Linked DNA regions of Homo sapiens: region 1 is linked to region 2. Evidence: read pairs that join two places in POLR2A ChIA-PET (ENCODE). Cell type or tissue: Caco-2. All regions are shown on one strand. Links, peaks and the distances in the headings refer to the core of each region. The heading gives the core; the rest is flanking DNA. Region 1 has its middle 120 kb from the start of LHX2. Region 2 overlaps PSMB7 (proteasome 20S subunit beta 7).

Evidence for each region. Peaks named below come from ENCODE experiments on the same cell type or tissue, not always from the same donor. Only the 100,000 strongest peaks of a DNase experiment are listed, where the experiment ranks them.
Region 1: POLR2A ChIA-PET joins it to region 2 with 8 read pairs; 2 of 35 experiments call an interaction of 5 or more read pairs at or near these places.

The regions. Positions count from the first base shown.
Region 1 is chr9:124,130,185-124,134,574 of GRCh38, forward strand. No RefSeq gene overlaps it. Among named protein-coding and RNA genes, the nearest start is that of LHX2, 120 kb to the left of the region's middle. RefSeq lists a silencer at 1,396-1,608. In Caco-2, for the core only: no CTCF peak of the experiment used is centred there; DNase peaks (open chromatin) are centred at 2,737 and 3,737.
Region 2 is chr9:124,364,785-124,369,174 of GRCh38, forward strand. The region is part of intron 6 of PSMB7 (proteasome 20S subunit beta 7); the gene reads right to left. Among named protein-coding and RNA genes, the nearest start is that of PSMB7, 48 kb to the right of the region's middle. In Caco-2, for the core only: no CTCF peak of the experiment used is centred there; no DNase peak of the experiment used is centred there.

The DNA of each region.
Region 1 (4,390 bases), core at 310-4,309, 230 kb before region 2:
TGGTCCCATAGCCCACCCTGCAAGTCCTCTGATCCTTACAGATGAACAAAGCCCTGGAGCTGCCTGCCCTAAAGGGAGATGTCAAACAAGGAGAATTTCGGGATCTGCCCCCATCGCTGATGCAGAATCCCTCCCCCTGGGTGCTGGTCTGTGGACCTTTCTGGGTTCAGAGCCCAGAGCCTGCCCAGGGTGTTCCCGTCCGTGAGGGGAGACTGGGCAGTGGCACTGAGCCAGCTTGCCAGGAAGGTCCCTCGGGCAGTCCCCGGGCTGGTCCTGGCTGACTAGAGCCACCATCACAGCTGAGGCGGGGAAACCTTGCCCCTTGGGAACTGGGCTGGCAGTGGCTCAGGGCATTACGCACCTACCCTCTTAGCAAAGCCATCCCTTCTCTCCGAGAGTTTCCTCCCTGAAGCTGTAAAAATAAGGTTCCTGCAGAGCCTGGTGGCAGAGCTGAGTTCAGGAAAGGGCACAAAGAAAAAATATACGGGAGGGAGAGGGTGAAGGGGCTCCAGCAGGGGCAGGCTGTGGTGCAGGAGGGTAGGGGAGGCCAGGGGTCATGGAGGACCACATTGGGGAGCTGCAGGGCGGTGCTCCTTTCCCTTGTCTGCACTAGTGAAGCTTTTCTCATGGGGCTCACGCCTGTGTGCTGCCGGACGCTGTCCATGTGGACACGTGTGCCTGGGTGCATGTGCTCGTGTGTACACGCACCTCTGGGGTCATTCTGCATGCTGGAGTCTATGTAGGTGACACAGGATTGCTGCAAGAGCTGAGGATAAATATGATAATGATATGCAAATTGTATGTGAGGCTTAGGAATAAGAGTAATAGAAGGCAGTGCTGGGTGCTCCTGGACCAGTCCCCTATGTGCAGGTTGGGCGCCATATTTATTCTTGTGCCAATGTCATGTACATTCCCTACCCCGCCCCCCACTCCATCCGCCCTTTGCCACCCGGGCTCCCACCTCCTGAGTTAGGATGAACTGGAAGAAAGGCATAGAGAGGCAGGAGCCCAGAGAGGGAGGGAAGGGGAGGGCAAGAGGAGAGAGGCTAAGATCAATGCGATGAAGAACTGAGATAAAGGAAGAAGAAGGAAGAGAAAAACAATAAGGGAAACGGGGAACGTGGGGATTCCGTGTGTGAATCCCCACCCCCAAAGCCCAGATCAAGATTCTGGAGTGGCCGCCTGGCTCTAGAGGCCCAAGTCCAAGTGTGGGGTGAGAGATGGGGAAGCAGAGGGGAGCGGGGGAAGGTACTGTGGTGAGTTCTAACCTGGACCCTTGTTAACGATCTTGAAATTCAAGTAAAGGCTGAGTTTAGTTTAGTTTAGTTTAGTTTAGTTTAGTTTAGTTTAGTTTAGTTTAGTTTAGTTTAGTTCAGTTCAGTTCAGTTTTGTTTTGTTTTGTTTTGTTTTGTTTGAGACAGAGTTTCAGTCTGTCGCCCAGGCTGGAGTGCAGTGGTGTGATCTCGGCTCACTGCAACCTCCGCCCCTGGGTTCAAGCAATTCCCCTATCTCAGCCTCCCGAGTAGCTGGGATTCCAGGCACGCTCTGTCATGCCCAGATAATTTTTTTTGTTTTTTGTTTTTTGTTTTTAGTGGAGACAGGGTTTCACCATGTTGGCCAGGCTGGTCTCAAATCCCTGACCTCAAGTGATCCACCCGCCTTGGCCTACCAAAGTGCTGAGATTACGGGCATAAGCCACCACACCTGCCCTGAGACTCTTTTAAAATTACTGTGTAATGGCTGGGTTTTGTGTTTTTGTGATTCTATGCTGAGACCAGGTCATTTGGGGCTACCAGCTATAGTCTCATCAGCTGTGTCCAGGGGAGATAGTTTGCATCTGGGTGGGAAAGCAGTTTTGAGAGTAAGGGGCCTTGTGAGCTAGATGGATGCTGCTCAGAGGTGTCTTCCAATGAAGGACATTCCCAACCTCGGTATCACAGCTTCCTCCCTGAGCATGTGCTTTTCTGTCCCCAGGCATTCCAGGCAAACAGAAATGCTAGAGAGCATCTAGGGACTCTGGGATTAGAGCTACTTGGGACTTCCAGCCTCATTTCCATATGGTCTCATCCTCAAAGAGCTTATATTCTCTTTTTTTTTTTTTTTTTTTTTTTTGAGACAGAGTCTTGTTCTGTTGCCCAGGCTGGAGTGCAGTGGTGTGATCTCAGCTCATTGCAACCTCCACCTCCCGGGTTCAAGCAATTCTCCTACCTCAGCCTCCCAAGTAGCTGGGATTACAAGCATGCACCACCGTGCCTGGCCTAATTTTTGTATTTTTAGTAGAGATGGGTTTCACCATGTTGGCCAGGCTGGTCTCGAACTCCTGGCCTCAAGTGATCCACCTGCCTCGGCCCTGCAAAGTGCTGGGATTACAGGTGTGAGCCACCACGCCTGGCCAAGAAGCTTATATTCTAATAGGGGACATAGAAACCCCAACTCCAGCTGACATGGCAAGAAGAATAGTAAAGACATTACAAGGCAGGAGTGGAGGGGAGCGCGTTGGCTGATCCGCCTGCGGGGAGAGAAGAGAAGCCACAAAGGTGGTGACCTTGAACTTGAGGAGGTATGAGCTGGAGATAGCCTACTGGGCATGGTAGAGGATTTCTTCCCGGGGCATGGGAACAGCATGTGCAGAGACAAGGGTGTTGAGGGGCCTGGCTCATCAGAGAAAGGCAAGTGAGGACCAGGAGCAGGAGGGGAGGGGGTAAGGCATGAAAGGAGAGGGTGGGGAATGAGCTGGTCATGTCAGGAAGGCTCGGAATCCCGGGGTCAAGAGAGAGCATTTTATCTTGAAAGCAATGAGGCGCCTTGGAGAGATGTGGAAGGTTTTTATCAGGGAATAATTAAGGGATTTTAGGAAGATGACTCAGCCTGCTGGGTGGTACATGGGAGTGGAGATGGAGGCGGAAGGGTCAGTCAGCGATGAGATAGTAGCTCACATTCACTGAGTACCATGCTGTGCCAAGCAGGATGGAAGCCCTTTATGTGCATAGTTTCCTCTTCCCTTCTCCACAGGCCGAGACAAGATCAGCACCCACACCATGCAGATGAAGAAACTGAGACTCAAGAGATGGAGTGAGGCCAAGCATGGTGGTGCGCGCCTGTAATCCCAGCACTTTGGGAGGCCAAGGTAGGTGGATCACTTGAGGTTAGGAGTTCGAGCCCAGCCTGGCCAACATGGTAAAACCCCATCTCCACTAAAAATACAAAAATTAGCCAGGCATGGAGGCACACAACTGTAATCCCAGCTACTGGAAAGGCTGAGGCACGAGAATCGCTGGGACCAGAGTGACAGAGGTTGCAGTGAGCCGAGATCACACCACTGCACTCCAGCCTAGGGGACAGAGTGAGACTCAGTCTCAAAAAAAAAGAAGAGAGCGAGAGATGGGGTGAATTTCCTAAGGCCATGCAGCTCGCAGACGGCTGCTGTGAGAGATCTGTCTGATTCCAGATCTCTCATTTTCTGTCTCCAAGCCTGGGGTGGAGCCTTTGGGCTCTGGATCCAGGCTGCCTGTGTTTGAGTCCTGTCTTCATCACTAATGTCACTGTGACATCCGGCAATTGACAGGTGAGCCCTGGTCCTTAAGGTCTTCCTCTGGAAAATGGGGTCCTAATAGCATCCACCTCATGTGGTTGTGAGAATGAAAGGCGTTGATATGGGCAAAGTGCTCAGCACTGTGCCTGGAGGCGGTGAGCATGCATTCTGTCAGGATCCCTAGGGGGCATGCATTGTCCATTGTGGAGCAGCCACAGCAGTCAGCATCGGCCGGAGGGCTGAAAGCTAGACAGGAAAAGTAGCTTGGAGGCTGGGTGCAGTGGTTCATGCCTGTAATCTCAGCACTTTGGGAGGCTGAGGCTGGAGGATTGCCTGAGGCCAGGAGTTCGAGACCAGCCTGGGCAACACAGTGGGACCCCATCTCTACAAAAAAAAAAAAAAAAAAAAAATCAAAGGCCGGGTGAGGTGGCTCACGCTTATAATCCTAGCACTTTGGGAGGCCGAGGTGGGCAGATCACGAGTCCAGGAGATTGAGCCCATCCTGGCCAACATGGTGAAACCCCGTGTCTACTAAAAATACAAAAAATTAGCCGGGCGTGGTGGCAGGTGCCTGTAGTCCCAGCTACTCAGGAAGCTGAGGCAGGAGAATGGTGTGAACCCGGGAGGCGGAGCTTGCAGTGAGCCGAGATCACGCCACTGCATTCTAGCCTGGGTGACAACGTGAGACTCCGTCAAAAAAAAAAAAAAAATTTAGCCAGATATGGTGGCTCATGCTGTGGTCCCAGCTACTCAGGAGGCTAAGACAGGAGGATCACTTGAGCCCAGGAGGCAGAGGATTCAATGAGCCGAGATCACTGCACTGCACTCCAGCCTGGGTGACAGAGCGAGACCCTGTCT
Region 2 (4,390 bases), core at 278-4,277:
TCTCAGGATAAGGAGAGTAAGCAATGACAGAAATCCAGTCCTGTCAGAAGCAGAGACTGAAATCAGGGTCTGAGACCAGCAGAAGAGCCGCGTTCCCACCTCCAACATCTGGATAGGACAAAACCACTGCTAGATGCTGGGCACATGTGGGAAGGCTATCACAGGCACTGTGTTATATGACATGATCCTTCTTCCACAGCCTGACAAGGCCCAGGCAGAACCAGAAGGAGATCCAAGGAAGTACAGAGTGCTCTTGTTCTAGGAAGTTTAAAGATGGCCAAAATGAGGCAAATTTCAAATGATGCAAAACTCCTGCAAAACGGCCAGGTTAGCTTAGCTCAGCAAGCATCACGAGCGGCCTGCTATGAACACACCGCACACGCTGTGCTGAACAATGGAGACAGGCCTGAACACAGAGCCTGCCCATGAGAATTGTGGAGCCCAGAAGGGGAAACAAGGAGATAATCTCATTACAATGAGGTAAGAGCTAGCTAGAGACAGGCCTGACAAAGGAGCCACAGATGGACACGGGTCTCGTGGGGTGCAGGTGATGGAGACTGGGCAGGGTCTTGTAATACAAGTGAAAGGTAGCCAAGTCAAAGGGCAGACGTGTAGGCAGGAAGAGAGCCATGAACATGGGAAGGAGAAAGGTGTGGTCGAGTAGGTAGTTCAGTGTGGCTGATTGCCAGAGAACCTCACAGGCTATACAGACAGCCCACCCTTTATGCTAAGCAGCAGGAAGACACAAAAATTTCTACCTGGAAAATGATGTACAGTCATGTACCACGTAACATTTTGGACAACAACGGACTGCATATACAACAGTGGTCCCATAAAATTATCATGAAGCTAAAAAAACTCCTCCAGGCTGGCTATAGTGGCTCACACCTGTGACCCTGTAACGCTGGGAGTCCTGAGCTCAGAAGCTCGAGACCAGCCTGGGCAACATAGTGAGACCTTGTCTCTATAAAATAAAAGAAATTAGCCAGGTGTGGTGATGTGCACCTGTAGTCTCAGCTACTTGGGAGGCTGAGGCAGGAGGATTACTTGAGCCTGGGAGGTTCAGGTTGCAGTGAGCTGTGATCGTGCCACCGCACTCCAGCCTGAGAGACAGAGCAAAACCTTGTCTCAAAAAACGAGAGAGAAAGGAGAGAAAGAGAGAGAGATTACTATCACTTTCTACCTTCCAGTGAGGTAAGATGTGGACGCAAAAGACGGTGATACTGATGGCCCTGGCCCTGCAAAGGTCTACACCAATGTGTGTGTGTTTGTGCCTTAGTTTTTAACAAAACATCTAAAAGGTAAAAAAATTAAAAAAAAATTTTTTTAATAGAGAAAAGCTTATAGGCCAGGCATGATGGTGCATGCCTGTAATCCCAGCACTTTGGGAGGCCAAAGCAGGAGCATCACCTGAGGTCAAGAGTTTGAGACCAGCCTGGCCAACATGGTGAAACCCCATCTCTACTAAAAATACAAAAATTAGCTGGGCGTGGTGATGCGAGCCTGCTGTCCCAGCTGCTGAGGCAGGAGAATCGCTTGAACCTGGAGGTGGAGGTTGCAATGAGCTGAGATCATGTCCTGCACTCCAACCTGGGCAAGACTCTGTCTCAAAAAACAAAGTCTATAACAAAAGAGCTTATAGACTAAGGATATAAAGAAAAATATTTTGTACAGCTGTACAATGTGCTTGTGTTTTAAGTTAAGCGTTATAAGGGTCCAAAAGTTTTTAAAATTTACAAACAAGTAAAAAGGTTACGGTAATTACCGAAATTTTTCTGTGTGTAAATTTAGTGTAGCCTAAGTGTCCAGTGTTGATAAAGTCTACAGTAGTGTACAGTAACACCCTAGGCCTTCACCTTCACTCACCACCCACTCACTGACTCACCCAGAGCAATTTCTAGTTTTGCAAGATCCATTCATGGTAAGTGCCCTAGACAGATACACCATTTTTTATCTCATACTATACATTTACAGTACCTTTTCTCCATTTATATGTTTAGATACACAAATACTTACTGCTGTGTTACAGCTGCTGACAGTATTCAGCGCAGTTAACATGCTGTACAGGCTTGCAGCCCAGGAGCAACAGGTTGCACCATAGTGTATAGGTGTGCAGAAGGCCAGACCATCTAGGTTTGTGTAAGTACATCCTATGACATTCACGTGATGACAAAATCACCTAAGGATGCATTTCTCAGAATGTGTCCCTGTCGTTAAGCAACACATAACTATAGTTCGACTTGTGCTTTTTGAAACTACGACAGGGAAGCCGTGGGGGAGGAAATGCCAAAGGCAGGAGACCAGAGAGGAGTTGATGATAATATTCTCAATGAGAGATGGTGGCGGGGCAGCAGGGCCAGGGAGGAGGATCAGCAGCAGAGCAGATGTGGGTGAGGAGGAAGCAGCAGCCAGGTGAAAGTGCAGGATGGAAAGATGTGGAGGGTGCCACCTGGACTTCTAGCCTCAGTCATAGGTGCTGACCACCCCTCTGAACAAACACAGCCTTTACACAAAGGCCTTTCATAACTTCTTGGCAATTATTTTTCTGGTGGTTGATGAGAAGACAATGGCTGACTTCTCATCAACCCACCCAAATAGAAATGATTCTATTTCCCCCCACTGCACCAGGAGGAGCTAACGCAGATACTTCTCCATGAGACCTCCAGGCATACACAGCATTCGGATAAACTCTCTGTTACTTAGGTGGGAGGAGGGGGTCTCAAAAAGGCATAAGGAAGCTTCAGGGCTCTGGAACTGATGAATATAGTCACTATATTGACTGTGGTCATGGGGGGCGGGGGAGGCAATGCTTGACAGAGGCAAAGAATTTGACAGAATAAAGATATGAATCTAGTCCTGTTACTTACCAGCGGTGTGACCTCAGTGATAAAAGTCACTCCACATTTTTAAGTTCCAATTTCCCCATCTGCAAAGGAGGACCTAAAACCCCCAAGCACCAGGATGGTCATGAGGATGATACGAAGTGTCATGCACAGGAGATGCTGGGCCACGGTGCCTGCAGTGCAGGAAATCCACAATGAATGCTAACTTCACCTGATCCTACCCATCTCCAACACTCACAAACACGATTACCAAGGCAAAAGGCTTCAGGGCTACCAATGTGATAGGCAACTGATACGAACTTAGTACTTCTTTTTCTCAACCCCCATTTAAAAGCAAATCAATTATGACAGCGGCCATCATACTGCAAATGAAATTCAACATATTGCCATAAAATCTTTGTTCATATGCACATCTTCCATGTAGAATTACCGCCATTTCGGTGAGAAGTGTAAGTACCACATTTTCATTTATTCTCTTTCACCAAAAATTATATTCTAAAAAGACACAGAAAAAGAAGGCAGACTTACTGTGTGCAGGCTCTGTGCCAAGTACCCAATTCCACACATTTACCCAAACAACGCTTTAAGGTGATTTGGTTTTTTCCACCCAAGAAAACAAAACCTCCAGTCTCCAAAAATACAAATGATACCATCAAGTCTTTAAGTAAATTTAATTTATAAATCACTTGCGGGTTTCTCTTTTTAAAGTACTTTACCTCTAAAATTATTTCACAGTTGCAAATATATTGCTTAAATTATGCTACCCTAACATTCCAACACTCATCTGGCTTGTTACATTTGGTAAAATTAAACACATCCTGATGAATTCCTCTACTACAGAATCTAGTCATCGAATCCCACGGCAAAGAGCTATCAAATTCACTGCATCAAAACTACATCCAAACATTGACATTTCCCTAAAATACATGTAATAAAACCTCTCAGCAAACAGAATCAGTCAAATTATTTTCGGCCACCCCGTATGTCAATCAAAAAGATATCATTTAATTTTCCCATCTGGCCATTTGTTGATTGTAAATCTTAACTGAAACTGACCAAGAAATCAAAAGCAATTTAATTTTCTTTGAAAGTTTCAGGACAAGAGGTAGTCAGAGACTCAGAGAGTAAACTCTTGTTATACCTGATAAGCATTTTACAAACACTGTCCTCGTAATGATCCCTTCAAGTACCAACTTCAGGCCATTTCATGAGAGTGAGTTTTACATCTTACAAACTGGGGCTACAGGGGTTACACAAGAGGCAAAAATCAATCTTCCAACCCAGGCCTCTTCAGAGCCCACGTGTGCACACTCCACCCAGCCCATTCTTACCGCTCTATCCCCTAATTCCATTCAGCTGAGTTAAAAGCCAGTGTATTTGTCAAGGAACCAAAGTTAATGAGTCTTTATGTCTTTTTAATATTCTGTTATCACCAAGGTTCTGATTCTAGAAAAACTACATTCTAACATGACAGGGTGACAATGACGGCGAGAATGACCACATTCTACAGATAAAATATTCACTGCAAATATTTTTAAAAATCTGTA